Regions from separate parts of the Homo sapiens genome. Here all the other regions are linked to region 6. A link is a loop called in an ENCODE intact Hi-C map of the cell type or tissue named here. Cell type or tissue: heart right ventricle. All regions are shown on one strand. Each heading gives the region's core, and the rest is flanking DNA. Links, peaks and the distances in the headings are about the cores only.

Region 1 (4,982 bases), core at 592-4,591, 130 kb after region 6:
TTAGTCCAAGGACAACACTGTAAGTAGCAGTAAGTAACATTTAATTTAATACACTGTGAGTAGCATTTAATTTTCACAAAAATCCCTATAGGGTTATTATTATTATTATTGTTATTATTGCAATTTTTTAGAGACAAGTTCTTGCTCTCTTACCCAGGCTGCAATACAGTGGTATGATCCTGGGCTCAAGCTATCTGCCCTCCTGAGTAATTGGGACTATGAGTGGGCACCACCATGCCACCATGCCTGGCTAATTTTTTTATTTTTAATTTTTTGTAAAGATGGGGTCTCCCCGTGTTGCCCAGGATGGTCTTGAACTCCTGGGTTCAAGCAATTCATCTGCCTTGACCTCTCGAAGTGCTGGGATTATGGGAATAGGGATTTAAATTCATGTCTGCCTGATTGAAGACTCCTTTTTAGCCACTATGGTGTATTCCCTCTAGAAGGACTGGAGAGGAGAGAATGGACTTGAGGGAAGAATTTCATTCAGGAAGTAAAACAAGAAAACTTGGGGATGGGTTGGCCTTGATCTTCTCAGTGGAGTTGGTGAGAAGGTCACTTAGCTCTGGTGGTGGGAATGAAAGGCCTAAGTGATCTGGGGGAATTGGGGCTAGCTGCAGAGGGCCATGTGCTGGAGGAAGAGCAAAAAGGGCTGCCAGTAGAAGGGAGCGCCCAGATAAAGCTGGGAGGATTGAACTTGCCAAAGCACTAAATCAGTGGTTTCCAAACTTCACAGTAGAATCACTTGGGGATCTTTTAAAAGTTCAGGTTATTCCCCAGGCCAATTAAGTCACAATCTCAGGCAAGGACACAAACATCAATAATTTTTGAAGCTACCCAGTAATTCCAAAGTACAGATTATTTTGGGAACCAGTGCTGCAGATGATTAGGTTATAGTGTTAAAGGGGCAAATCTTGCATTATTTTAAATAACCCAAGGAGCATTGAATAATGGTTTTGGCATTTTGCATAGTTCGGAGTTTGGCAAACTTTTTCTGTATTAAGTCAAATGGAAAAAAAAAAAATTAAGCTTTGTGGGCCAAGAGGCAAAATTGAGAGTATCATGTAAGTACTTACATAATAGGAGAAGAAAACAGATTTCCACAAAATTTTTATTGATGAAATTTGAAACTTTATGAATACTGAACTTGGAATTTTATATAATTTTATGTGTTATAAAATGTTAGAATTCTTTTGATTTTTGCAGTCATTTAAAAATGTAAAAATAATTCTCAGCTTTCAGGCCGTACAAAAACAGGCAGTGGCTGGGTTTGGCCCCCACTATGTTATAATTTGCTGACTCCTAGTGTAGTTAGTGATATACCTTGTGATGAATCCAAAGAAGCCATCAAAAATATGCATCTCCATAAAAATAAATCAGCATTCAAATGAGTGCTTGATTGACCTACAACAAAACTGGCCTTTGAAAAAAATCATTGCATTTTCTATGGACAAAGTGCAAAATGAATGACAACACTTTGAGGCAAAGGCTACTTTAACTCATATTTCCATAATAAATAAAAAAATAGCTGGTTGAAAACATGGATGACCTACACAGAGTCTACTATATAGAGTACTGTTTTCTGTAAATAACTCAAAATACTTTCAAAATATCTTTTAAAAGTATAAATAGTATTTTGATTTATTTTGAAACCATTTTGGTGTTTCACCAGATGTCAGTTCTCCTCAAGGCCTCAAATTATTAAAGATTCCTAGCTGTTGAGTACAGCTCCCTTGCGTTTGTAATGTCTACATTTGGATACCAGGATTATAGGTTAAAAAAATGGCAATTTTCTGGAAATGTTGTTTATGTAATCAGGTGGATAATCTGAAATACTTTAGAGAGGCTATAGAAATCCCTCTACTGTCTTTGGGCATTTTACATCCAGAACCTTCTGAATTATTGCATTAATAACTTCAATAGTTTCTGATTAGCAAAAAGCACAGTGAGGAAAACAAAATTAAAGAGAAAAAGGAATTTTAGCACCTGCAGGTCTAAATATTGTATTTGTAATTTATTTACTAATGGATAGTTGTTTTTTTTTTCTCTTATGTATAGAAAATTTCGAATGGAACCAGAGGTTACCAGAAACGTGCCCCATTTGTAGTTTCTCTGCTTTGAGAATTTGCCAGGCGTTGAGGGGAGCCCTCTGCTGTTAGTTTTATTTATTACAGTAAAATTTGAATTACATTTGTTTTATGCCCTTCCTTGAACCTTCTCAGGTTTTTGATGTTTCTGTTATGATTGTACATTTTACATAACAAAGAAAACATAAATTCCACGATGCCAGTTGGCATAGTTAATAATCCATCAATTCTGCCCTTTTTGAACTATATCAGAGCATTGAAAAATCTGGCGGTTTCCAATTTCCATGTTAGAGTAGGGTTTTGACCTCTATTTCACTTTCAAATGGGTCTCCTTGGCAGAATAACTCGGCTTTCTCGATTAATTTTACTGTTCACCCCCTTAACAGTGAATATGGAGGTTTAAACCTGATGCTTTAGAAGGTAATTGTACAGTTTTCGGAGAGTCAGAGGAAACTGACTCTCCCCTGCTCCTTAATTGCCCTTGTTACATTCTCTCATCCACTAACTGTGAATGCTCCTTGAATCTTACTTCTAGGACCTCTAATTTTGTTGTTGTCATTGTTGTTATTTTTACATTTGTTGCATCTGTGGACTCATCTATTGTCACAATCCTAGTTATAATGTCTAAATTAGTAACCTCTTAAGCTGTGTTGTCTTGGAGACTAGGCAGGAAACAAACATTTATTGGGTGCCTGCTACTTGAGCACAGTGGTAACATATATATACATATATATACACATACATATATATACATATATACATACACATACATATATACATATATACATATACGTGTATATATACATATATACGTGTATATATAAATATATACGTGTATATATACATATATACGTGTATATATACATATATACGTATATATACAAGTATACATATGTGTGTGTAATATATAGAAAATATATACATAAATATAATATATAAGCATATATAGATGTATTTTATCTAGCCCTTTTTTCCAACTTTTTTTCCAAATACTATATGTCCCCACAGTTGTCTTGGTCATTTCCCTTCCTAAGCAAAACTCTCTCTTTGCCCATCTTCTTTTCCTGGCATCAGAGTATCTCCACTTCCTGGTGCTCAACACTTGGGAACAAGATTTTCAGCATTTCTGATTTGAAATTTACTTCTTTTATTGTCTCTTTTTTTTTATCCCCACTACCATCATAAAGGCCTCGTCACTTCACATCTGGATGGCTGTTTTCTCATTTTAACTATTTTTTCTGGCATCTTTTCCTTCTATCTGTTCAGCATGTACTCATCATACCCCTTTTTTTAAAGAACACTCTTTAATCATTTCCCTCTCCCTTGTAAAATAACTGCAATGCATCTCCATTGCTCAAAGGTTCAGTTTGAAAAATTTCACCCTGATATTCTAGGCCCTTCAAATCCTGATTTGATTTATCTAGCCTAATACCCTGCTCCTAACAATGCTTATTCCAATCAGGTCGGCCTCCTTCCTGCCCATACCAGGCTGGCACTCCTACCTCAGTACTTTCTCATCCTCTTCTGTCTGAAATGTTTTCTTTCTCTCTACCTGCCAATATCCAACTCCCATTTGAAATACAAATATTTCCATCAAATCTTCTTTAATAATCCAGCCAACATTGGTATAATCCTTTCTCAGTTACCTGTTTGGCGTTTATTATTAGTATGATGCATTATAGTATTTTATTGTATTTATGTATTAATCTTATTAGTATTTAATTTGTGTATATTCTCTTGAGTACTCTTAATTGTTCCTTCAGCTTATCCCAACTGTATGTTTCTGATGATAAGAATATAGTCTAGAATTTCACTCTGGGATACCATACTGGGTTTAGTCAATTAAGCTCTCTGAAATTAATTTTCTTCTTTTGTAAGATGGAGATAATAATACCCCTCTACTTGTCTCATTTTGACACTTGAGGTTAAAAATAGTATGAAGAAATGCTTCAAAGTTTTCAAACTAATTTATTACCATGGTGGTGATGATGATGATGATCCAGAATGTATTTTCCCCCTTGAGATACCACCTAATATAGGGTTGTAGGGGTGGAGAGGATATGATCTCTTTCCTCCTTATCATAAAGGGTCATGACTGACACCCCATAACAACAAAAAACAGGTTAATCAAAGAAAAGCATAACAAGTTTATTATAGTCCTATTATGTGCACACATGTGTATGGGAGTCATATAAAATATGAACTCAAGGAGGGACCAGATGGTTTAGGCTTAAGTGCCCTCTTCATAAGGGAGAGGGAAGTAAGATGTATCGGAGTAAGTGATTTTCAGGGGAAACAAAAGGCCCAGTGCTCAGACAATGGTCCACAGAAACAGCCTCTTAGGTAATCTCTTGAAGCTGCCTTCAGATGAATTGATGAAGTCTGTCTGGGTATGGTGATGACTCCCAGTCTTCTCTGTCCTCCAGTAGTTGATCTTTCCAGGTTATTTGATGAGATCTCTAGGGAATGAGTCTTGAGACAATTGCATTTCTTTTGGAAAGAAGCTTTCTTGGTCAGACAAGAAAATTTCAGAAAGAGTCCCTCATTGACTTGTAGGGTGAGGAAAAGACAAGGTTGAATGGACCTTGATTCTGAGGCAGCTTTTAAGGCCTCCCAGCAGGCCAAAGCACCAGTCTTTGGGGTATCACATTCTGAGGCCCAAAAGGGTCATAGAGTTCCTTTCTGAGGATAGAGGTTGTAACCAAAGATGGTCACTACCACCATGAGGAAGAAACATCATCTCTCTGAAGGCATATCTGATCTGCCAGAGTTCAAGATCAAAGTCAGTACCTTCACCTTAACTTTTACCCCCACCTGTAGCCTATGATGCTGCCAATTTCCCTTCACACAAAAGCTTGTGAACTATTGGTCTGCGCTTATTGCTTATACTCTTGC
Region 2 (4,982 bases), core at 582-4,581, 100 kb after region 6:
TTTGTAAGGGAGACAGGGTGGGATGGGCAGGGAAGGAACAGCCAGCTTATAAACATGCCAGGGCTTAATATGGGAGCCAGGGAGAAAGCTCACACTTGCAGAAAGACGACAGTGCTTAAGGCCTGCAGCCGCTGTGTTTGTGAGGGATCACTTTTCCCATCTTCACCAAGCCAGACCCTGAAAATGTACCACACCATCCTCTGAAAAGAATTCTTGTTAATTAGCTATGTTTTATTTTTGGAGCTTGACAATATCAAAATCTTTTTGGGAGTTAAGCAATTTTCAGTCATGTTAAAGCACAGGATGGAGAAAGTACTCCCTAATTCTCATAAACTTGCAAGAATGGAAAATGGCAAACTTTGCCTTTTATCTACAGCATATGAAATTTGAAAAATAGCATAAATAAAGACTGTATCCAAGCCCCTTCTGTGCCCTAAAAATGGCATTGCAATGTAGAGAATGAATATATGCATTCACATGTATTGTCAGCTGTCTTGATAAAATGATGTTTTCATAATATAGTGTTATTTCTTTAAACCACATTCAATATTCTTGGCTGCCAGATGACAAGATGGAGAAAACAAAATACGTTTTGGGCAGAGGACAAAGACTTAAGGACTGAGTGGGTCATGGGAGGGAGTCAAATGATAGTTTGAAATTTGCTGCTCTTCTTGCCTGTTCTATTTAATTTTTGAGATGAGTGGGGAAGAGACACATAACACAGGAGATTTGGGGAAGACCAGTTGTCTCAATGTTGGCAATGATTTGTAGGGCATTTTGCATTTATTCTAACAACAAAATCCAAGGGCCAAAGTTGGGTGAGTCTGGACAGATAGCAAGAGAAAAAGACTCTGCTACTTCTAAGCAGCCTTCAAGGAGGTGCCCCGGTGACTGATGTTATAAGGGCTGGCCTCTCCAGAATTTACTTTCAAATAGGGCAGTCATGAATGGAATGAGTTATTGGCTTAAGATATTTAATAAGGATGTGGTAGAATCTGAGCATTGTATTCCAAGTCTGACCTCTCCTAGTACACACACACATATATACACACACACACATGCATGCACACACACCCTTTAGTTTTAATTCTGTTTAAGAGAGAGTTTTATTTTTTATCCTTAAATACCATACTTCATGCCAAATTATTTTCAGTTTTGTTACATACAATGGCAAAAGTGAGTAGCTTGAGAAGCTGGCCGGTGGAGGAGCCTTTTGAAGATTCCCTTTTATTAAAGAGTTTAGAGGCTTCGAAGGACTTGAAAATTGTTGACAGTGAAAAAAAAAGTTAATTGAGACTATAAATTCTTAACCCTGTTTATTATATGTTCAAGGAAGATTGTTCCTTTGGCCTCATTTTCATCCATGTCAACACATTTTGGATTGTAAGTCATTTGGGAGTAGGAGCAGTGACTATGTGCCCTAGATTTTCTAAGATATCCCTGAGTTCCCATGTTCTGCTCTGTGGTCCTTGAAATGCCCTCAAATTGATGTGAAGATTTTTCCCCCATAGCTACTCTGTTTACACAGTCTCATATTCAGAAAGGGTCTTAAAGCTTTGCAGTGGGCCAGGCGCGGTGGCTCACACCTGTAATCCCAGCACTTTGGGAGGCCAAGGTGGGCGGATCACGAGGTCAGGAGTTCGAGACCAGCCTGGCCAATATGGTGAAACCCCGTCTCTACTAAAAATACAAAAATTAGCCGGGTGTGGTGGTGCACACCTGTAATTCCAGCTACTCAGGAGGTTGAGGCAGCAGAATCGCTTGAACAAGAAGGCGGAGGTTGCAGTGAGCCAAGATCATACCTCTGTACTCCAGCCTGGGCAACAAGAGTGAAACTCCATCTCAGAAAACAAACAAACAAACCAAAAACCTTTGCAGTGATGTAGTGGTGTAGGGAGCTTAAACAGCATGTCCTAATTCATAGCTGGTTAGTGGGGACACCCAGGTTAGGGTCTCCTGTTGCAGTGCTGAACTTACAAGTGGACACTTCAGTTTTGTTGCTATCAGTGATCCAGAGGAAGGAGAAAAGTCCCACAAAAGCACCAGAGTTAATTTTATTTGTAAAAAATTGTGAGCCTAAGCAGTTTTTCTTGATAAAGTAAAATTTACTCCAGTGTTGGCAGGGATTGTACAAATGTCTTATTTTCAGGAAATGATCTTCAGCTCATAAATTTTGCCAAAACATAAATATAATTAAAATATATCCCTAAGTGAACTTAAAATCATTCTGGAACAACAAAGTTCCCCAGTGAGATGAGATGTGCCTTTTCTCCTTTTCTTTTTTTCAGTTAATCATTGAGAATTAAATTTTGCTTATTTTCTTTCCCTCTTTAGTTTTCTTGATAACTTCTTCTGCAGTTCAGTGGAAGAATCATCTTTTTTTTTTTTTTCATTCCAATGGAATACTACAATGATTTAAGAACTTTACTTGCTTCAATTTGGATCTTATGCCTTAATCCACCCCCGGCCTCTCCTCCCCATACACACACACACTGGGAATGCGGCTCTCTGAGTCGCTGACTCAAGCAGCAGAACGACATCTGCTGTGGATGTTCAGCAGCACAGCTGACATGTATTTGAAAAGTGAAGTGTTGGAGTCATTTAGGGAGCAGAGCAATTTCCTCTGTCAGAGATGAACACTTGGATTAACAGAGAGTACTTCATTCCCATACAAGTTGATTCTGAAAGTGCCTGAAGCAAATCTCTTGACCCTGAAGTTGAGGCTAACCACTCCTGGGCAGGGTCAGAAGTTTAAAAAAATGCTGTTTTAGAGGTTAATGGGGTGAGGGCTATTTCCAGCTGAGTCTTCAAAAGTGCTTCAGACTGCAATTAGCATTTACTGTTTGCTTAAAAAAATGACTTCACTCATTCACAGCCATTGATTCTTATTTATGAATATTACTTTTTAAAGAGACATTAAAGTAATATAATTAAAATACTTAATGTTTATCTTTAGTCTTTTCCCTTCCTGCTCTAGCAATACCAAAGTTCTTAAAATTTTCTGAATAAGCTATGTCATTTTGTTGTTAACCTTTAAACATGCTGTTTTTTGTTTTAGGAAAACTATATTTTCCCCTGCTTCTCTTTGCCTGGCTAATTCCTACTCGTCTTTTAGGTCTTGAGCTTCCAGCTGGGTGGTGTGTTGCTCCTGTGAGCTCCCTGGACCCCACCCCTTTCCTTACCCGCTACCCACCTTGTCACATTTTTTCTTGTCTACCAGGACCTTCCACCACTGCACCATAGCTATCCACTTGGCACACATTAAGTACTCAACAGATATTTGTTGGATGGATGGATACATGAAGAAAGGAGGAATAGAGGAATGAACAAATGGGTAAATCACTTTCCAATTAGTGGAGGTAGAGTTGCTTTCAAATGTTATTGTGCTTCACAATCACTTGGGGTACTTTGATAAAAATGTGTATTCTCAGGTTCTAACTGCAAGGATTTTTCATGACATATAGGGGTATATGTGGCAAGCCTCAAATAATTCATGACTACAGAACATAATATGTGAGACAGAAAGCGGGGAAGAGCCTGCCAATGAGCCTGGGTTAGATCTGCAGTACAGATGATGGGGAGCCAGCAAAGGATTTCAAGGATGGTCACATTTCTGGTATCTGTGTAGAAATTAGATTCAGCATTGATCTTCAACCTTGGCTGCATGCTGGAATTACCTGAAGAACTTTAACAAGTAAGTAATGATGCCTGGGTCCACCTCAAGAGGTTTGTATTTAATTGGTCTGAGGTGTGGCCTGGGCTCTGGAATGGTGTTAGAGCTTCTCAGGTGATTCTAATAGAACACCAAGATTGAGAACTACTAGAAGAGAGGAGAAAATTCATCCATACAATTTGGCAATCAATCAACTCTCCTCTGACATCTTTTAAGTATTGTGTATTGGCAAAAAGCAGTTAAAAACCACAATGCGATATTACTGCATACCTACCAGAATGGCTAAAATAAACAATGGTGATAACATTAAATGCTGGAGAGAATGTGGAAAAACTAGTTTTCCGATATGTATGGCGTACGTATGGTGGGAATGAATGGCAATTTCTTAAAAGCTAACCATGCAACTATTATGTGACCCAGAGTAGGGTAAATGCATCTGATCACAATAACTTAGGCATACTCTGATAATGACCCTGTGTGGCAGAGACACCTGAATGTATGTTCCTAGCTAGGGAAGCTGGGAGCAGACAACCTGAAGATTAATTCTTTTTCTATGTGGAACGTCTGGGTCTCCGGCTCATCCCATGGAACACCAGCCACACAGGATATTGAAGCTCCAGGTTTTGGGTTGAATGAAGGTTGCCAGGTGGAAGTTTTAGAGAAAGGGTGCTAAGTGAAAATGCTGTAATAAACTGGATGCTTTTTGCAAGCTGTTGCAGTTTTCTTGCCCAGCCCACCTCCACTGGGCTGTGTAGTTCTCCTGTCTAGCCTGCTGCCACGGGACTCTCTCCCCTAAATATAAGCCCTAAATAAAACCCCATGTCTCATTTGCTGTCTGAGTCTCTTCTTCAGCCTCTTGAACCTGGTGCCATCTCTATTGAGGTTAATAGGTGTTCAGCCTGACACCCAGCATTTGCACTCCTGGCATTTATCCCGGAGAAATGAAAATGTAGGTTGGCAAAAAAATAGTACATGAATGCTCATAGCAGCTAAACTGTAATAACCAAAAATTGGAAATAACACAAATGTCCTTTAATGGGTAAATGGTTAAACAAACTGGTGTGTCTATATCATGGAATACTCTTCAGCAATAAGATGAACAAATGATTGGCACATGCAACAACTTGGAGGGATTTCATGGGCATTATGCTTAGTGAAAAAACCAATCTCAAAAGTTTGCATACTATATGATTCTATTTATATAACATTCTTGAAATGACAAAATGATAGAAATAGAGAACAGATTAGTGGTTACCAGGAGACAGTGAAGAAGGTGGTGTGAGTACAAAGGGGTAGGCCCTGCTCATTG
Region 3 (4,982 bases), core at 594-4,593, 190 kb after region 6:
AGAAATATATATATTGGAGGTTGAAGGTACAAATAAAAATATTGGAGGTTGAAGGTACAAATATGAAATACTTTAGGTTGGGAGCCTGTGGAGGGGAAGAGAAATTGGATTGTATAAGATGGAGATAAAAATAAGATAAGAAACAAAGATAATGTGTCATGAATTGATGGCATGATTAATCCCATTAATCCCATTCTACCCATCTGACATGCCTACAATAAACAAGCTTATAAATCCACCAGCTTCTCTTGAGAAATAGGAAGATTTGACCACGTAAGATCTGGTATGGTGGAAGCCAGGAGGTGAGACAGATGTGGAGCAAGGCTTTGCAGCTCCCCTCCCCGTTGTCTATCACCAGTCAATGGAAGACAAGTTTATTGGTCTCTGGTTTCTGTAAGCATTTGTACTAAGGCCTCTGCTCTACAGAGGTGTGAAAACTTTATTCCAGAGGGGGTTTCAGGAGTAGGTGACCTCATGGGCATGGACCAGTTTCATAAGCCTAATGGAGTGAATTCATTTATCCTAAAAGCTGTTGCTATGCTGTTAAGTTGCCTGGGCTGAGAACCCCAAAGACAGAGCCATTCAGAAATTTTATAGGCACTGAAGTCAATATTCACCCTAGGCAGGACTCCCCCTGAAGATCCAAATAGATTAAGGGAAATAATTCTAAATGAAGTCCATAAGGAAACTTTTATAAGAGTGTAATATCTTCTTCCATCATGAATAATTCAGTTAAGAGACCTATGAAGAGCACACCTCTTTTCCCCTTTGACCGTTCTGCTATTGGAAATGGTCGAACTTTCAGTCCCTGATTAAAGTTTTCAATTTACCCCACTGAAAATGTGCCAATTAATTCTGACGCCTGTAGGCCCATGTCAGAAAGTAGCAGCTTTTCCAGTCACGACCTTGTTTGGTTAAAATGCTAAGAATGTTCTATTTTAGAATAGCTAATAACTTGAGACCACCTTCCAAAATAGACTCTTTGGGATGAAGTAAGAGAAATAATCTCAAAACAGCTTAAAAAAGATATTTTCTTTTTGAAAGAAAAGGGTTTGTCTGTAAGCCATAGGTGAAATAAGGTTAGTTACTACATTCATCACTGATGTATAACAGGTGGAAAAAGATTAAGAGAGCTTCAATAAAAGTGCTTACTTAGGGCAAAGGAAAGTCAAAGCAAACACAGGACCCCTCCATACATTGGTCATCTGTAGAGAATGTGTATTACTTTTCATAGGGCAGTATTAGCAAGAACAGTGAATCTAATGGACTTCACCTTATTGAATATCTTCTTTGTTAACAGAGACTAACAGCCAAGGCCCATTTTGCCAGAGTGTGTTAATATATTTTTTTTTAATGCTGTGCTTGATAATGTAAAAAAAAATAAATAAAAAATAAGTCTGCATTTAGCTATGTGTAGCTGTGGTCATATTATGGACTTGTGCCATGTTAGGGGAACCATTTTCTGAATTTCAACCCACTTTGCTGCCACCCAGGAGAGCAGTGACGTCAATATGCACTGGAGGTTAACATGCTTTGCAATAAACACTCACCATCATGACCCAATCCTGGTGAGCACCAGTTACTCCACATTGATAGCTGAAGGACTGAATTTGAAAGTCTGCTCTTACGTTACTAAAAACACATGGCTTCTAATATGAGGCAGTTTATTGCCAGTGGTGGTGTAGAATGATATAAAATGCAGACAAGCACCCAGATTTCAGGACTATGTATCATCATTCCCCGAAATGAACCAGTTCTCCCTTGAGGGGAGCGACTGCTTAACTTGGGCAGGAAGAGCAAGATAGATCTGGAACATCTTAGCTGAATGGGAGTGATGATGATACTTTCAGAAATTTCTGGGGTAGTGTTAAGAGGTGAAAAGAGGTCAGCCTTATAAAAATGAATAAGTGGCGACAAATGAAAGTCAACTATTACCACAATGTGAAACAGGTTGAGTTTAAACAGGAGCCTTGGTTTTATATATATATATCTCACACAAAATACAACAACAAAAACAACAGGTGTCTTGGCATGTGCTAAGAGGCTATGGAAAGACAATTGTATTAAACACAAGCATGCATTTTCAGCTGAAGAAAATATAATATATGGAATGAGGATATTGTGAGGATTATACTAAAATTGCTATTGGGAAAACGTTTTTGTTCATTTACTTAATAATGAATATCAGTAATCTCAGATGTCCAACTTTGGATTTGCCCCTTCCCACTCTCCTTATGAAAGTTTGCATGGGGTAACAGGTAACTCTGATCTGATGTTAAAGCCTCCACTGTTGGGTTGGCCATAACCTGACAGTTAACAGCTTCCCCTACTGATTCTTCATTGACAAGGAAGCCTGCTTGGAGTTAACAAGCTCATGGGAACAACTACCCTCCTCTGATATAGTAGCAAAGAGACAAGCGCTACTATAAAAAGGGCCAAGCTTCTTTGGTCAAACAGGGTTTTGCATAGCATGTCATAGCTATTCTGTCTGGTTACTATCCTGAGGTGCATCTCTTCCCCTCCATCTTTTCTCCAAGAAGCTTGGTTGTAGTGGGGAGTGTGTGTGTGCATGTGTGTGTATGTGTGTGTGTGTGTGTGTGCAGAAAGCACAGACCATAGTGCATATGGTGCCAGCCACATTCATCCTAAGGTTGAGAATTCCAGATGAAGAAATTATTCTGCCACTGGACTAATGGTAGATAGTTGTTGCTACTTCCATTTTTGTCCACTAGACCCACTAAATATGACTTTTCTGGCTATTATTTTTCTTGAAATCTAATGTTGAGGACTTAATATAGTGGAGCATTTGAATAGATTGACTTTAATATTACTATTTAGGAGTCATCTTCAATAATTTGGAAAGAAATAGTGCACCCTCTAGTGAACATTTTAAGGACTAGCATAGACCACTGTGCAAAACAGGTTGCATTTGGGTCAGTTAATGGGGAGTAACGTTACACATCCTTGGCACCCTTTAGTCTGTAGCTTACTGGTTGCCGTCTTTGTGGTAACATGAGGAGTATGAAGGACTAACCACAGGACCAGAAGACAACAATGGTTGGAAGAGGGGAGTGTGTATGTAGAATGTAGTAGAGTCCTTGCTGCTTCACTCTACTGCCCTTTGCAGAGTGTAGGAAGAATAGGGCAAAGTTTTGCAGGGAATTTGGAGAGACACTCTCACAGAAAAGAAAATCGGAGCATCTGGGTATCATGACATGGAAATATAAAAACGTGAAAAAAACCTGTGATCGTGAAATTAGAAAAATTATTTTAATTCTTATTAGACTAAAGTCACTTGGCATACAGAGAATTGGCTAAGTTGTGAAAAGCAGGAAGAAATTTTGCTCTTGAAATCCTATGATTTTGTCTTCACCGACCCCAGTCAATTAACTTTGGGAAGACTGTGGAATGGCAATATTTCCATGGAATGAGATAGAAAGTGTGATGGATAAAAGTGGCAGTATGGTTACCTAATATCCTAAAAGCCATTACTAGCAGATATTATTCTTTTCTATTTTTTAATTTTTTGAAGTAATGTTTCTTTTGACAATGTCCAAGTATCAATTTTTTTAAAATTCAGACAGATGTAATATATATGAACTAGGTTAAAAGTGTGCTCCGAAGGTAATAAAAATAGATCAATTGTTAGAAATAATAAACCCCATATATATAATTTGAATTGTTTGATTTGCAATGTATGTTTATTTATATTTTGAAACTAGTAAGGGCCTTTTTACTTTGTTCTTGTGTGACATTTCTGATGGGCTTGCCAGCAATTTGTTATTTTTGAAATCATGGTTACTTGCTCCAAACCTCCAAACAAGAATCTTTGTGAATTTGATTTATTAGAAAAGTTTTTGACTATATATACTTTGCAATTTATTTGGTTTTCTCTTAAAGCAAAATGTAAGATTAAACAGAACTCTATGCTATAAGGTTAAACATATAATTATATAGTATTTTTAAACAATCAAGTACTTTATATAAATTAGATGTAATAACTTTTAAAGAAATGTTATCCTGAAAGTGATTTTCTGTGACTTTGCCAGGAATTCACTGGGAAAGGGCACTAAAGAGGAAGTGTGCTCAGAAATCGAGATAGCCAGAGATTCTTTTTAATCAAAGGTACGTAGAAGCTCACCAGTTGCCCCAGAGACAGAAGTGAAAATCTTGCTAGACCACAGTAAAAGTTGGCTCAAATCTTCTCTAGGGTGAGAGGGAGAAACACACACAGGGGGATACCTAGTAGCGTTGGTAAAGTTCCAAATGGAATTAAATAAACTGGCCCTTTGAAATCAGAATCACAAATTAAATTATGCATTTTGGTTTTGTTTGGACATTTCCATACTGACTGATTGCTTTTCTTTTAAAGGACTCTTTTTTGGTGGAGGGGGTGAATTTAAACTGAGAAATTGTATATACTTGCTGGCAAGCTGCAGCTTCACTAACCATGTAACGCTAAATTTTGTGGGATGGAGGCATGGAGGTATACAGCCCAGTGACTCCCAGACTTAGTGAGCTTAAATGTTATGTGGAAAGACTGTCACAGATGTGTAGGCATCAAGCCCAGGGGTTCGGATTCAGTAGTTCTGAGAGGGGGATGAGAAGGCATCATTTTAAACAAGAACCCCAACCCCAGGTGACTTGGAAGCAACTGGTCTAGGGATTATCACTGAGAGAAACACCAGCTGACCTGAGGTCAATAATGTGGAGGTGTGCAACCATTTATAAATGAATTTATTGAGAAAAGTTCAGTGATAGTTATTTCTGAGAAGTCTGCACGTGTTTTGGAAAAATTGGGAGGTGGGCCAATGATGACTGAAATATAATTGCACTGGTATACAAATCTGAATGCATTACAAAATGCAGGCTCTTCAGGGCATGTGCTAGAGCCAGGGCAGAACTCCTCAGCCCCACTCTGCATTCTTGCAGCAGGGCTTCCATTCCTGCTCCTTCCTCTGCTGGGGATGCTCTTCTTCTTG
Region 4 (4,982 bases), core at 596-4,595, 89 kb after region 6:
ATGTAGGCCTCAAGTGGGGACAAAGAATAACGTTTATGAACTGTCACTGTCCACGAACACAATGTCCCATCCCTGAGTTAATCCAGGTGTAATGCAGACAACTAATTTTGTAAAACTACTATTTCCTTGAAACCGACATGAATTTTAGCTTGAATGGAATCAGTCAATGGAAGGATAGGCCAGGAAAGAAGGCAATGCTTGATACGGGTGTTTCCCAACCGACACACACTGTGTGGCGTCTACTAAGCCACAGGCTGGCTCCTCCGCCAGGGGAAGGTTTTGCCTGACAGCAATTCCTATGAGATAGCTTCTTCCTTTTTTTTTTTTTTTTTGAGGGGGCAGGAAGTAGGAGGGGGCAGCATGGCGGAAGCCCTTGTGAGTGCAGGGGTCTTCTGGAAAGAGAAGTTCTCATTCTTTGGAGAGAGCTTCCAAAGGTGGACAGCTTTTTTTTCTGTTTTATGTGGAAGAGAGACTTTGTTGCCCTTGGAGTTGTTGACAGTCCGAGGGGAAGCCAGGTTTAGCAGAAACTGACTCCATAGAAGGCAGAGTGGAAGGAGAAGAGAAAATGGGTCCCAGAAGATGATATTTAGCTGTGGAATCTGAACTTTCCAATTTCACAAGCCCAAAAATACCCTTTATTGCCAAGTTGAGTTAGATTTTCTGTTAGAACAAAAAGGTTTCTAACTGATACAAGAACAGTAGGGATTTGAGAAACGTGATTTTGGAAGAGACTGTGATGAGTGAATTAGTGAGAAATAGGAGGTGGTTTGTTGAACAGAAATGTCTTTTAGAGGAAGTCCTCAGGAAAGCAAAACTAATATAGAGAATATCTTGATTTTCCACAATTCATCAATCTGTAGACATTTATTAGAAGAGAAGTTAGATGTTAAAAACTCAGCCTATGGATTCAGACTGTGAACCTGTGTATTGTAGTTTGTTTTTATAGCCTTTAATTCTCCAACTTATCAACTCTGTGAACTTGAGAAATTATTTCATTCTCAAAACCTCAGCTGCCGCATCTGTAAAAAGGGAACTGTATCTATCTCCTAGAGTTTTTGTGAGTGTAAAATAAGGTTGTGTATGAAAATTGCCCAGAATAATGCCTGGCACATAGAGAATGCTTAATAAACTTTAGCTGCTATTATTATTACTACTACTACTAATATTAACAGTTAGATGTCTAATTTGTTCTGGAGAAAACTAGAAGACAGACAGGTAGGTTGATAACTATAAAATTAATAGAATTTTCTGTTACCTGTAGCATAATGCATAAGTATTCTTGTTTTCTTTCATTTGTTTTAATATTCAGAAGCTATAACAACAATTATAGACACATTATTATCAACGTGGTATGTAATATTTGTTAAGGTTTCTCAGAGGCTGCTAACCAGGCTTCCACAGGGTTACAGTCTCATTAGGGGCCGAAGACAACATCTAGCCCTTGGCTACAGGTCCTATCTTAATTCTTAGCACCATCCAGGTAATTCACGGCTTCAGCTACTCTGTCCTTAATTACTTGGCTCCTTCAGTCCATAGTTATTTTAGTATGAGTTCTCCATCCTTAACGGACTCAGTTCTGTATTTGAATTTCATTTGTAGACTCAGACGTAGTAAAACTCCCTAGGAATAAGTGCCTAAAAATGAATAGGCTTTTCTAGGAGACTGGACCATAATTTGGAGGACAGTTTTCTCTCTGGCATTGTCAGGCACTGATTCAGACTCTGTAATTACTAAAGGTTTTTCAAATTATGGCATTTTACATTGGTTTTAATTTTTCATCATTTTGAGTATGCAGACTACTATCACGACATTGTCTCAAATAATTCTCCCGGCATCTCTGTGAGGTAAGCATAATTATCCAACTTGAAGCTAAGAAACAGAGTCATGGGTGAGCAGTGGAAAATGACCCAGTGACTGATCTTCAGGCTCCCAGGCTGATGCAATTTCTTCCCATTCCTCCTGGCTCCTGGAGTTGTCAACCTTTGACATTTTAAACTTTACAACCCAACTTAAGTAACAGCTGAGCAGCAGAAATACAAAGACAGCAGCATTCAAAATTTCTGTCCCTCAGATTTTGAGGAAGAATTCAATTATTATCATTCTTAAATTAATAATTATTAGAAAACAAGAACACCAATGACAAGAAGTCGATTGTGGGCTAGAGGGAGAGAAGGATCATATGGAAGGAGGCACATTTCATCTTTAAATAACTGAATAAAAGTGAAGGCTTGTTTTCTCTGTCTTTATTAACTAGAATGTCAGAGCACAGAGAATTTAAAAATTGGGCTTGCCATGGCTCAGGCTTGTAGGGAAGAGATCTTCCCAGTGAATACGATTATGTATCAAAGACCTTGAAATGAGCATTTCCTCCAGCCAGCTACTAAAAATGGGCCTGTGGCATTTCTGTGCTTAATTCAGCTGGATAGCCTTTGGGAAAGGGCTGGTGCAATTTTAAATCTGGTGTTAAGATGAGTGATAAAGAACAGTTCCATCGAGGGCATGGGACAGAGCACACAGAGGAGAAAAAGTTCTGGACTGGGGCCTGGAAGCCTGGTATTCTCATCCCAGGGCTGCCTCTTGTGAGCCACAGTCTTGAGCTAGTTTCTTAAGCTCCCTGGCTTTCACTTTCCCCACTGTATGAAAATGAAAAGTGAGACAAGATGAGCCTGGGGTCCCATTCAGCTTCGAAGCCCTGATGTTCTAAAAGCACCTATCCCCAGACACTGACTGTTCTGGCCATGGCCAAGAGCAGATGGATGGTTTAGAAAGCAACACATAGAGGACTATTCCATGGCGCTACCTGCTGAAATCATTAAACCCAGGGTCTGGTAATTTGTGCCCAAAGCTATATTTTAGGTGCCGAAAAAAGCCTGTGGACAGTTCATGTAACAAATTAAATGCAACGAAAGGAAGAGAAATATGAGTTATTACTTTAAACTCTGCCAGATTCAGAACTGTAGGCCAGAAAAGAGATAATGCTGCTTGAGACCACAAAAGGAAAAGAATTAGGAAATGCGTCTCCTTTCCCTGATTCACCCCTCTGTGATATCGCCCTCCACTGGCATTGTGGTGTGTGCTTCCTAGAACAATAGGCCATCAAATCATGTAGTGCCACAGATGGAAAAAGACCAGACAAACTACACAGGACACTGAAACAGGAACTTGTGACTCTGCCAGCAGAACACGGTAGTTTCTCTCAGCCATTAGTTCACCTGCAGGGTCATTAAAAAAAAACATTTATTGAGTAACAAGTCTTTCAATGAAGTTGAATTTTATTTTCTTTATTTAGCCTCTATTGTTCTTAGCTGTGAATAATGTTATTCTTGCCGTTTGCAAAGACCCTAAATGTATTAGGTTGGTGCAAAAGTAATTGCTGTTTTTGCCATTGAAAGTAACGGCAAAAGCTGCAGTTACGTTTGCACCAACCTAATATAATTACAAATGGTAAAAAGCAAAAGGGAGAACTATGACAAAATGTACGTGAACTCCACAAATCCAAGGCCCAGTGTAGACACAAGCCTGGCTGAACTGTGTAGGACAGGGAGCACCTGCTTTTTGCAGGATGCTGAGGAACATGGAAGATTAGTATGTATGTAATTTTAGCTATAGATTCCTTGCTTATTCATTGATTTTACATAATCTATGACATAGACTAAGTAGAACACAATCTTTCCTGGAAAATTTTCTTATTTAACCCTATGAAATAGCTATGAAACCCAGATCATTAAGCAGTTTTGAGTAACATCTATGTCCAAAGTAGAACACAGGCAAACCCAGCCCTTCTGGTCTACGTGTGACACAGTCATGAGGACAAACCCACAACAAGAAAAGAAATTTAAAAATAAACAAAAAACCACAAGCCAGGAGCGTTAAAACACAAAGCAATCACACAGAGATCAGAGGAACATTGTCTGTGCCTTCCGTCTCCCCACTCCCAGCCCTTTTAATAACTTAAACAGTTGCCTCTGATCCTTCCTTGGATGGTGGACAATACCAAAAGCTGAGATCCACCCTCCACCCTGGCAATTCCATTACTGCATCATGGCTGGACATCTGAAAGAGTCTGGGAATAGCCAGCTGGTTTTAGGCAGAAGGCCCAATATCAACAGTGTGTCTGGTGGGCAGCTGGAATAAGGCTGGTGAGTGGCTGAGCCTCTATTCCATAAACAACTGGCAGGATGTTTTAGCCTTTATCAGCCACTGCCTTAATGAAGGCCTGAGCTGCTAATAAAACCTACTCAAAATGGTAGGTCAAAGTCTACCCCCAGGATCCTGGGAATTAGCAGACATTTTGATTTCATGTTTAAATAAGCCAATGGGTACTGCTGTTACAATTGAGGCAACACTTCTATCCACTTACCTAATCATAACATTAGCAAAGCTATGATGCTTTGGATGAAAGTGGGGCAAGCCAGTGGCCTGTCGTCTGAGTCAATCAGTCACTCCAACAGCCACTCTGTTGGTCATCAGTGTAACAACCAACCTCTCAGTTTGCTGCCATTTTCCTAAGCTTGGCATTTTTCTCATTAGCTGACAAGTTTCAGCTTCTCACTCTGTCATTTATTATTATGAAACACTTTTCACCTCCCAGGACTCACCACCAGGCCCTCTCACCATCTTATCTACTCCCCACTCCCTTTTCCTGCTTCTGCTCTCATTCATAGGTTTTCTGGCATTGCCACAGAATGCTATGGAATAATATGGACTTAATACCACTATTCTTTGGTTTTAACCTTATCAGCATCCTCACAAATGCCTGGCGATCCATCTGTTCATCTGTTTTGAATTTTTTTTGCATATTTTTAGAAGCTGTTGTACTGGACTGGCACTGTCACTCACAAATTGTGTTGTTTGGCAAGTCCTTTAACATCCTCTTCTGTAAAGTGGGTGGTTGGACTGAAAGGTCTTCAAAGTCTCCCTGGATGTAAAACAGAGGTCATGTTCTGAACCTTCTCAGTCTTCCTCAGATGTCGGTCCTTCAT
Region 5 (4,982 bases), core at 282-4,281, 74 kb after region 6:
TGGGAAACCTGATGGTGGGGCGTTGGGATCGCCATGGGACCGCAGGCTAACTGGAGGCATTATGTGAAACTATGCAGTGGGAACATAATTACCTCAATCTCACCCTTTCTACACCATATACTTTGACCTTCCTGGAATGACTAATATCTTCTTTCTGTTTTTCAAAACTGAAGGCCTCCACTGGCATTCTGAACCTATTAGACTCTGACATTACTACAAATTTAATTCACTACGTGACATTTTTTTTCCAGCTGGAAGAATATAGATAAACAGATATAATAATATTAAGTAAAAGAAAACCATAAACATAAGGTTCTAAGGAATATTCTCAAATAAGGGTTTCTTTTAATCTGATCATCATCCACATTTTTTATAGTAACAATTGTAACAACTCTTGGCATATATAGGGCATTTATACTATGTCAAGCACTATGCTAAGCACTCTATTTTATCTAATTTCATTACAATAAAAGTATGAGGTATGAAGCAGGCATCAATAAATTCTGTCAGTATCAGTTTATCTGCAGTCTGGGGATCTGTAACTTGACCAAGGTCAAAGAGCTTGAAATTTCAACTTGGGACCATCAGACTGAAAACCTGCAATCTGAAACACTTTGCTGTGCTGCCTTCCTATTATTTCACCAAACATATGAGCACATAAGAAATTTCCTAGGGTCTTAGCATTAATTTTAAGGTTCTCTAAAACTCAAAAAATTACTTTCCTATTTTTTTTGTGGGATGAGAGTTACAAAAAACAGTTGTATATGGCTTGTCTCTTTAGACCTAACAGATACAAATACAGGATGCCCGGATAAATTTGAATTTCAGATGAACAATGAAAACAAATTTTAATATAAATATGTCCTCTGCAGTATTTGGGATGTGATCAAAATTCATTCATTATTTATCTGAAATTCACATTTGAGTGTCCTGCAATTTATCTGCCAATTTTACTCTTAAGTAAAATTAAGCATTTCATTCAGGGACTTTACGTGCTCAAAGCAACAGGTGGAGATAATGCTTCCCTGGGGTTAATTCCAAGCCTGTAGAGAAGCAAAGCCTTCCCATTGCATGAAGTCCCTCCTGGTCTGGCTTCTCCCCAAGTTTCTGGGTATGAAGTTGACCAGAAGCCATGCTCCCTCTTTTTCATGGAGGCTACATTTTATACCACAGTGAGAGGTTGGCATATTCTGACCCTGTCCACTCTCTTTTTTGGGGCAATGTGGGTAGGGCTTACTCTGAAGAAGGACCATGTTCATGCACCTTATTTTTAATCATCAATAATTAATAACTATAATTGTACTAACAATTAACAGAATTCATAGCAATAATCCATGCATCAGTGATGTTAGAAATGGTGTCAATCCACATAACTGTTTTAGTTGTACAGTTGCTGTAACCATAGCTATAGAGTGTGGTGTTTGTTTTGCTAGGTCAATTGCTCCTTCCTTTCCCATGAACTTAGGTGACTTTATTTTCCTCCCTCTTAGCATGTCCCATGCAATGGGCATGCTGTTGTCTGTTTCAGTTCAGGGGTTCTTAAATCACTTGTTCTGGATTCATTCTCCTTTACCAGACCTCTACATTCTGGTTTTGTTTCCAACTTAAAAGCTATTGTAAGGTATTCAAACAGCAGCTCTTTGAATAAACATATTATCAATAGCATATCCTGAGGCTTGATTTTAATGGAAACATCTTGTTTCTGGAATACAATGGCTCGTTTCTACTTAAGATACCCTCTCAGCAGTTGTCTAACAGCTCCTTTCATGACCAGCCACTCTCACTCACCCCCTCACCTTCCCTGCTGCAGAAGACTTCTTGTCTAATATGAGACAAAAAGATCCTGCAGTAGTGTTCCCACTGTCCTAACAGCACAGAGGAGCAGGAAGCCAGTGACAGGGCACACACGTTAAGTGCCGTGGCTTGACAAAATGACTACTGGGACACGCAAGTGGCAGAAGTCACCGATGTGCTGCTGCAGTCCCCGGTGAGAGTCTAGCGGATGAACTCAGAGCACCAACACATGCACTCTCACCCCTTTGAGCAGACACATTCCGAAGCCTCAACTTTCAACTCTCAACATCCAAATGCAACTTACAAAGGAAAACTCTTTATTTCAAGTTTCCGAACTGACCTAGCCCAGGTGAAACTCTCAAGGCACTGGGGAGAGGAAAGAGGCGGAGAGAGAGAGAAGGACGAGTGTGGCACAGCCCGCGGGGGCGCAGGTGCCCCAGCAGGGTGGCAATGGCAGGGACACTGTACCTCGGCCGCAGGCGGCAGGCGTCCCAGAGCCACGCGGGGTTCGCTCGTCTCAGGCGGGTCTTGCCTGCCAACCGCTGAGCTCCCTTCAATGTCAAAAGGAAAAGCGTTGTCGTCCCCGGACGCGGCGCGGGAGCAGGCAGCGCTCCAGAGGAGCCACAGAGGCAGAACCGAGCGCCAGGCTGAGCTCAAAGCCATTTCTCCGCTGACATCCAGTAGTGCTCTTCCAGGGCTCGGGCGCTGTGGGTCTCCGTAGGTCTCCCGCGTGGTGCGGCGGTGCCTCGCTTATTTTCCCTCCTCTCCGTGTGCAGTATCCCGAGGTGGCTGCGCAACCAGCAGCTTAGGAAATAAAGGGAAAGTGCGAGAGTAAGGGAGAGTTCCAGCCTCTCTCTCCCTCTCTCTCTCTCCCCTTCTCCCCCTCTCTCTCCCTCTCCCTCTCCCTCTTTCACTTTTTCTCCTTCCCGCAGAGGTTCTGGCTCAAGAACCTACAGATGGACGGAGCTTACAGTACGGCATCAAAAGGCAGACGGATTGGGGTGAGCCCCGCCAGCGCTAGGCCACCTCCTCTCCCTGGCCGTTCGGGACTGGGGACTGCGCTGTCCTGGCTTCCTTCTCACATTCATTCTCACCACTCCCTTTTTACCTTCTACTCCCAGGCCCTCCCACTCTAAGCTGGCTTTTCAGACACTGAGGTCCGCCTTTCCCTGCGGTCTTCCCTCCCCTCTCAGTTTGGAGCCCCTCCAAGGGCTCCAGAAGAATATTCAGCTTTTGTGACGCTTCCTCACCACTCTTATTTATGTAGTCAAGGTACCGGATGTCTTATCTATATTTACATAGATATTTTATGTGGCCCCCGCTAGTTTGCAGGAAAGTGGGTGGAAAAGGGATTCCAGGGCAGGAACCAAAGGTAGATGATCTCTGAAGGCAGAGGGTCAGGGTGCCCACTTTCTTGAGCAAGGTTTCTCGGGTTTTTTCTGGGGGATAGACTGTTGCACTCTTTGTGCTAATATCTTCTCTTCAGATTCACTGGCCACCCCTCTTCCTCCCTCCAGTCCTCACCCAGAGGGCTTGGGAGAAGAATATCTTTCACTGCAGCGCTGGAAAATGACTTCATTACCCAAATGCATGAACTTTTATTTACAAAGACCATCTTGTTTTCATCCTAAAGAGGTGCTTTGTAAGGGGCCCGGAACAAGGCTTGCAGTGTATGAGCCTGTCAAGTATACTGCCTACAGCCCCGGCCTCTTCCTCTTGGCCTGTAATCTCATGCCTACTACATCTGTCTGAATCATGTAACCTTTCCAAGACTTCAGGGTGAAGTTGGGCTACAGCTATGTCAGGGGTGCCCCTGTGGATGGGATAGTGTCTGCAACAGCTGATAGGTACCTTTGTTTACATTGGCTTCATAACGAGCTCTAAACATTTCCACAAGATCCAACCATGGTTTAAAAATGGTCAGATGAGACAACCATAAAATGACACCCAGGTAAGCTTCCAGGTGAAATAAAGCATTTTTGTATAACCTAATCATAAAATAAATAAATAAAGCCTTTCCATAAAACCTAATCATTAGCTCCATTTCATAGAACAAAAGTCATTTTATCTAAGTGTAAGCAAAACCATTTATTTTGCACCTAACATGTGCCAGATACTTGGCATATGCTATTTGTAAACCTCAGCATTCCTGCAAAGTAGTACCATTATTTTCCTTTTACAGAAGAAGAAAGTGAGGTTCAGAGAGACTAGGACATTTGCCCAAGGTCGCACAGCTGGTGGAAAGCAGAGATGGGGTTTGGATCCAGGCCTCACTGATTCCAAAGCTCTCTTTTACATCTGTATACACGACACTGCAACTTTAAAATAAAGAGTATGAATTCAGAGGTGAAGGAAATGGACACTTTTATTTTTTGAGTGCCTCCCATGTGCAAAAAAATCACATAAATTGTCTCATTTAGGGCTGGGCGTGGTGGCTCATGCCTGTAATCCCAGCACTTTGGGAGGCCAAGGTGGGTGGATCATGAGGTCAGGAGTTCGATACCAGCCTGGCCAACATGGTGAAACCCCGTCTCTACTAAAAATACAAAATTTAGCCAGGCATGGTGGGAGGCGCCTGTAGTCCCAGCTACTCGGGAGGCTGAGGCAGGAGAATTGCTTGAACCCGGGAGGTGGAGGTTGCAGTGAGCAGAGATTTTACCACTGACTCCAGCCTGGGTGACAGAGAAAGACTCCAGCTCAAAAAAAAAAAAAAAAAAAAAAAAAAAAATTGTCTCATTTAATTTCATCTTTATGATAATCTCATGAAGTAGGGATTGTCATACACATTTGGCCATGGGTAAGTGGTAAAATTACTACTATAGCCCAGGTAAATCTGATGGTAAGATCTTTGATTTTAAATGATAAAATTGTATGATACAAAAGAACCAAAGCCAAAGGAAGCAAAAATAATTCCTATAGGTTTTAAAGTGATATTTTGATTTTAAAATATTAAAATAGTATTGCAAGGGACTATTAAGCTAAATTATGATACTCTTCTTTTACATAGACTTGTTAACCTACTAAATTAAGTGGGAGAAGTTAAAAACATGTTTGGTTTAGTTGAGAGACTGATATTGGGAAAAAAGATAGCCAGACTCTGAGACAAAACAGATTATGCTCAGTTATACTGACCCAGTCACCCTTTAAAAGAACATTAAATAATAATAATATTAATTATATATGATGTA
Region 6 (4,982 bases), core at 627-4,626:
TGATAGTTTACTGGCATTCTAAAAGCAATGTTTTCTCTGCAAATAACTGAGAAAAATCTGTGACTCCTACTCAACTCTTGCATTTTAGAGACACCACAGCATGCAATCTCCTCTGTCAGAAGGTTATTCTGTGAAATGCCTAAAAAGGGAATGATTTTATACATTGATTATTGAACATCAACAGATAGTAAGTAGGGATGAGTGCTCAGAAATTCCAGATAAACAAACTTGAAATGAAGACCTTATACAAGTTTAAACCTATAATACTGTACCAACAAGTTCCTGGCACACAGCAAACACTTAACAGTAGCCATTATGCCTACTGATGTTAATAACATAAGTGTTTCCTTGATATTAAACTGAACCAGAAGAGAATATATTTACCTTGGATTTTATCCCTCATATCATGGGCTTGCTCTACCAGCTGACTTGCGTGGTTAATGGTGTCCATGCTTTCCTTCTGAACAAGTTGTCCTTTTCTGGAGGCTTGATTTTCCTACAAATAATCCGTATAAAGGCTAGATTAAATGTATGAGAAAAGAATGTTGTATAAGCACAGATAGGGGTGGGTGGGCATAATGTATTTCCTAAACGTAAATCTTCCTGGCATGTGAAAGTTCTATAACACATGAAATCATCCCAAAAATAATGCATGAAAGGTAATGTGATGGCCAGTTTTACTTTTAAAAAATTTTTTAATTTTTCCGTAAGTTATTGGGGTATAGGTGGTATTTGGTTACATGAGTAAGTTCTTTAGTGGTGATTTGTTAGACTTTGGTGCACCCATCACCCGAGCAGTATACACTGCACCATATTTGTAGTCTTTTATCCCTCCCCACTCCACTCTTCCCTGCAAGTCCCCAAAGTCCATTGTATCATTCTTATGCCTCTGCGTCCTCATAGCTTAGCTCCCACGTATCAGTTAGGACATACAATGTTTGGTTTTCCATTCCTAAGTTACTTCACTTGATGGCCAGTTTTAGAATGACAGAATGCTATAAAATCTGGTGCTATTCCTATATCATCAGTCACAGTTCAGTCCCAACCAACTGCCTTTCATATGTAATTTATTCTTCAAATTTTTACTGTATCTCAAGTTGCTGGACTAGAAAATTGCCCATGTCTGCTTATCATTTTGACATTGTGCTGACTGAAGAGCTTAAAGTTTCAAAGAGAAAATTGTTGAAAAAATAGGCAGACCTTGAAATGCACCATGCTTCCAGTGGCTCCTGGGTGGTCCAACCACTGCTGAAATTGAATTACCACAGAGATTTCAAGGATTATTCTCACTGGCCTAACATGCTGTTTTCAGTGCTTCATTCCAAATTCCCATCAACATTGATGGCACTTGTGTACAAATAACTGCTCAAGCAGATTTGGCTCAGCGTGAATGGAGCTCTTCTCCGAGAAGCTGATTCCATTCTCTCAACTTGGGAGATTCTGTTTCAGAGATCTCACACAGTATTTGTCAAAAATAATGCCCAACTCAAATGTGGCCTCTGAAGAAAGGGTTTGTGTGGGCGTCTGTGTGTATGTGTGTGTTTTTGTGTGCGTGGTGAAGGACAGAATGTGATCTAAGAGCACAGAAATGATTCAAGGCTAGGACACCACCCTGTATGCACAGCATGGGCGACATGTACTTACTTTTGGGATTTGAAGGACTGATCTATGGGTTATATTTAAGAGGAAGAGAAGTTCTTTAGTCTGGCATTTGGTCGAATGCCCACTTGCCTTGTCTGTTGCTTTTTTGGCTCAGCTCTTTAAAAACTGCTACAATACGTGAAGGAGCTGTGGGGTGATCTGCCACACAGAGCGCTGGTAGACCCATTATACAGAGTTTCCTGAGGATAGGGAAGTGGTTGTTTTAAACTTCTCTCCTTTCATCCAGTATTCTACCCAGAGGATTATGCCATGATTTTACCGGGAACGTTTTTACACTCTCCAGGAATAACCCAAGCAAGTGGCCCTCTCAGATGGTCAAGGAAGAGAATGCAGAAATGGTATTATAACAAACACATGCCCAGAGGCTTTTTATTGGAGAAGGGTAATCCCCTCCCTACAGAGCAAGGCTCCTGTAGTCACAGAGCCCACTGTGCAGCGGCAATGTGGTCATCAGTCCCTTCATAAACTGTGGGCTCTCTGAATGGACACTGTCTTCTGAGTCATTATACTCCTTCCTGCAATTCCAGTCTTCTTCTTGGCTTGTTCCAGTGCTTTCCAGAAAAACAGTATTTGTGGTCATTTTAAAATTAAATATGCAGAAACTATAATAAATCTTAATATTACTCCTCCCTGCTTTTAAAAAATACGGACACAAGCATTTAAAATTTTAGAATTTTTAATGAGTTGATCTTTGATCCAGTTTAAGTTATATTTGCAAAGCACAACACCCCTAGTTTTTACTTTGGCTTGATACTTCAGAGTAAAGCTCTATTGTTATTCCTATGTCATTAAACTTATTATTTTTTGATATGGAAACTTCAGTTGAAGTGATGAGAGACAGCTGAAAAATGTCATGCCTATAAGAAAACCTCTTCTTTTTGACAAACGCCAGAGGGCGCTAAGATACAGGTAGATAGAGATATATAGCTATTGATATACTGTATATATGACTGGATCAGTGGCAAAGAGGAACATCTATTCCTTTACATTGTAAGATGACTGAATTGAACCTATAGTGATGGCTTATATGAATGTTTATTTTTCCTGTAACTTTGCCTGTGGAAGGAAAATAATGATATAGGCACGTGGGAAAACAGGTGCGCCTCGGTTTAAGAAAAGCTGAAATTAAAAAATTACCTTGTAACTGTAAACTAGTTGGTGGTTTACATTACAAATGTATTAGTCATTTGCTCATCTCAACAGAAAATTCTTCTTGTACATATTTGACATAAAAGTGGCAAGGATGTCTTGGTAATATAGTACATAAAAGGTAGATGACGTGAGGATGATAACCAATATCTAGGGTGATCATATATTTTATGGTTCAACCTGGGGCATTTTTGCACATGAAAGGGAGAACTTTTAGTAATTATTCTGGGACACAAGCATAAACAGCAACAGTCCTGGACAAACCAATAGTAGGAATATTGGTGTGCTACTTCAGAATTTGTACAGTAATATCTACTTCTGCCTACCTCCTAAACATTAATGACCCTAAATTCCTTTCCAGCCCTGATTACCCTCTGAATTGCAGATTCACATCTCTATCTGCCCTCTGTGCCATCACAGATATTTCACTTTTAAAATGTCCAGAGTAATCCATTCGTGTTCGTAGTCTTAGTCATCCACGTCTCAGGATGGAGCTTCTCTCTTTGCCATTTCTCACCTCCAACTGGTCACCAAGTCTGTTTCATTCCACCTGCCACTCTGGCCTCTCTTCCTCTTTTCCATGACCACAGTCTCAGTTCATCCTTGTTCTGTGCAAATTCTTTTCAAATGAAGGCAAGACAGCAACCCACTGCTCTCTTCTCTAGACCACTGTGGCGGTCTCCTAAGCAGTGCCCCTATTGTCAGTCTTCACTGGCTAGTCTATCATCCACACTGCAGAGGGACGTTTCTAAAGTGCAAATCTAATCAGCTCATTGTTCTGGGTAAATACCTGAATGACTTCCAGAGTCCACAGGCTGAAGTCCCCATGTTCACGAGCGTGTTTGGGAAGGTTCTTCACAATTGGGCCTCTGACAGCTTCTTCAGCATTATCTCCTCCTCTCTCTGCCTTACAATGAATCTTCCACAAGGCCACAGTTCCAGTCCCAAGAACTTAGCACGCTGCTTCACATCTATCTGTTCTCATAGTACTTACCCCTTGCTTGGGAGTATCTGATAAACTCCTACTCATTCTCAATATACAGGCCAATACTCACCTTCTCTGAGAAGCCTTTCCTAGTGTACCCATGCCAAAATATTTCACTATTTCTTCCTTAGAGTTACCGTTTAGCCTGTACCATGTTTCTCTTATTAAATGCTGTATCATAATTATGTTTTTACTTATCTGTTTCCCTGCTAGACTGAAGCATCTTGAAAACAGGGCCTTATTATATTTCAGGATACCTAGCACCTAGCACACTAACTGTCACAGGCCGGGCGCGGTGGCTCACGCCTGTAATTCCAGCACTTTGGGAGGCCGAGGCGGGTGGATCACGAGGTCAGGAATTTGAGACCAACCTGACCAACATGGTGAAGCCCCATCTCTACTAAAAATACAAAAAGTAGCCGGACGTGGTGGCACATGCCTGTAATCCCAGCTACTCAGGAGGCTGAGGCAGGAGAATTGCTTGAACCCAGGAGGCAGAGGTTGCAGTGAGCCGAGATTGCGCCACTGCACACCAGCCTAGATGACAGAGCGAGACTCTGTCTGAAAATAAATAAATAAATAAATAAATAAATAAATAAATATTATATACAGATGTTCAATAATGCTTCTGGAATAGAAATGTAAACAGTTATCCCTCAGCATCCATGGGAGATTGGTTCCAGGACCCCACAGATACCAAAATTCATGGTTGTTCAAGTTTCTTACATAGAATGGTGTAGTATTTGCAATACTATAACCTATGCACATCCCCCTATATATATTATATCTAAATTACCTCTAATACCTAATGCAATGCCTATACATCACTTCGTTCATATGGATTCAAAGTAATACTCAGCATATGGTAAATTTGTATTTTGCGTTTTGGAACTTTGTGGAATTTTTCCAAATATTTTTAAGCCATGATTGAATCTATGAATACAGAGGGCCAACTGTACTTAATTTTCTCCTGCCTTTTTGGCAGGACCAGAGATGAGGTTCAGATGCTTTTGATGCTTGGAGATAGCCTACTTTCCTTTTAGTCCTGTGGGTCTCTCTGCATGAGTTGTCATTCAGGTAGCTTCTGCTGTGGTTCAAGGAGTAGAAGTGGAGGAGATGGTGCAGTACCTCCTGAGCCGCCCTTGGAGACTGTGCTTTGTAACTCTGGGCTCTGCAGTGGACCTTC

The links. A loop is a pair of places that touch in the nucleus more often than their neighbours do. Peaks named below come from ENCODE experiments on the same cell type or tissue, not always from the same donor. Only the 100,000 strongest peaks of a DNase experiment are listed, where the experiment ranks them.
Region 1: it touches region 6 in a loop (9-fold over the local background); 102 of 110 quality-filtered maps call a loop at or near these places.
Region 2: it touches region 6 in a loop (4-fold over the local background); 27 of 110 quality-filtered maps call a loop at or near these places.
Region 3: it touches region 6 in a loop (4-fold over the local background); 32 of 110 quality-filtered maps call a loop at or near these places.
Region 4: a loop joins it to region 6, with 2.9 times the contacts of the local background. A loop is called at or near these places in 30 of 110 quality-filtered maps.
Region 5: it touches region 6 in a loop (3-fold over the local background); 40 of 110 quality-filtered maps call a loop at or near these places.

The regions. Positions count from the first base shown.
Region 1 is chr6:112,310,005-112,314,986 of GRCh38, forward strand. No RefSeq gene overlaps it. Among named protein-coding and RNA genes, the nearest start is that of RFPL4B, 35 kb to the right of the region's middle. In heart right ventricle, for the core only: CTCF peaks have their summits at 2,153 (motif pointing left) and 2,352; no DNase peak of the experiment used is centred there; H3K27ac peaks cover 1,297 bases.
Region 2 is chr6:112,279,834-112,284,815 of GRCh38, forward strand. All of the region lies in intron 2 of LAMA4-AS1 (LAMA4 antisense RNA 1), which reads left to right. It overlaps LOC107986632 (a long non-coding RNA gene), which reads right to left. Exons shown (of 2, transcript XR_007059712.1): 2 at 4,691-4,982. Among named protein-coding and RNA genes, the nearest start is that of LAMA4, 28 kb to the left of the region's middle. In heart right ventricle, for the core only: a CTCF peak has its summit at 2,540; a DNase peak (open chromatin) is centred at 2,518; H3K27ac peaks cover 2,921 bases.
Region 3 is chr6:112,369,515-112,374,496 of GRCh38, forward strand. No RefSeq gene overlaps it. Among named protein-coding and RNA genes, the nearest start is that of RFPL4B, 25 kb to the left of the region's middle. In heart right ventricle, for the core only: a CTCF peak has its summit at 2,877 (motif pointing left); no DNase peak of the experiment used is centred there.
Region 4 is chr6:112,266,278-112,271,259 of GRCh38, forward strand. All of the region lies in intron 2 of LAMA4-AS1 (LAMA4 antisense RNA 1), which reads left to right. Among named protein-coding and RNA genes, the nearest start is that of LAMA4, 14 kb to the left of the region's middle. In heart right ventricle, for the core only: a CTCF peak has its summit at 3,059 (motif pointing left); no DNase peak of the experiment used is centred there; H3K27ac peaks cover 3,897 bases.
Region 5 is chr6:112,251,694-112,256,675 of GRCh38, forward strand. It overlaps LAMA4 (laminin subunit alpha 4), which reads right to left and starts at 2,874. Exons shown (of 39, transcript NM_001105206.3): 1 at 2,766-2,874; 2 at 2,263-2,598. The coding sequence starts at 2,457. All of the region lies in intron 2 of LAMA4-AS1 (LAMA4 antisense RNA 1), which reads left to right. In heart right ventricle, for the core only: a CTCF peak has its summit at 2,266; DNase peaks (open chromatin) are centred at 2,491 and 2,853; H3K4me3 peaks cover 3,448 bases; H3K27ac peaks cover 4,000 bases.
Region 6 is chr6:112,177,737-112,182,718 of GRCh38, forward strand. It overlaps LAMA4 (laminin subunit alpha 4), which reads right to left. Exons shown (of 39, transcript NM_001105206.3): 10 at 385-496. Among named protein-coding and RNA genes, the nearest start is that of LAMA4-AS1, 56 kb to the right of the region's middle. In heart right ventricle, for the core only: CTCF peaks have their summits at 2,549 (motif pointing right) and 2,748; no DNase peak of the experiment used is centred there; H3K27ac peaks cover 1,082 bases.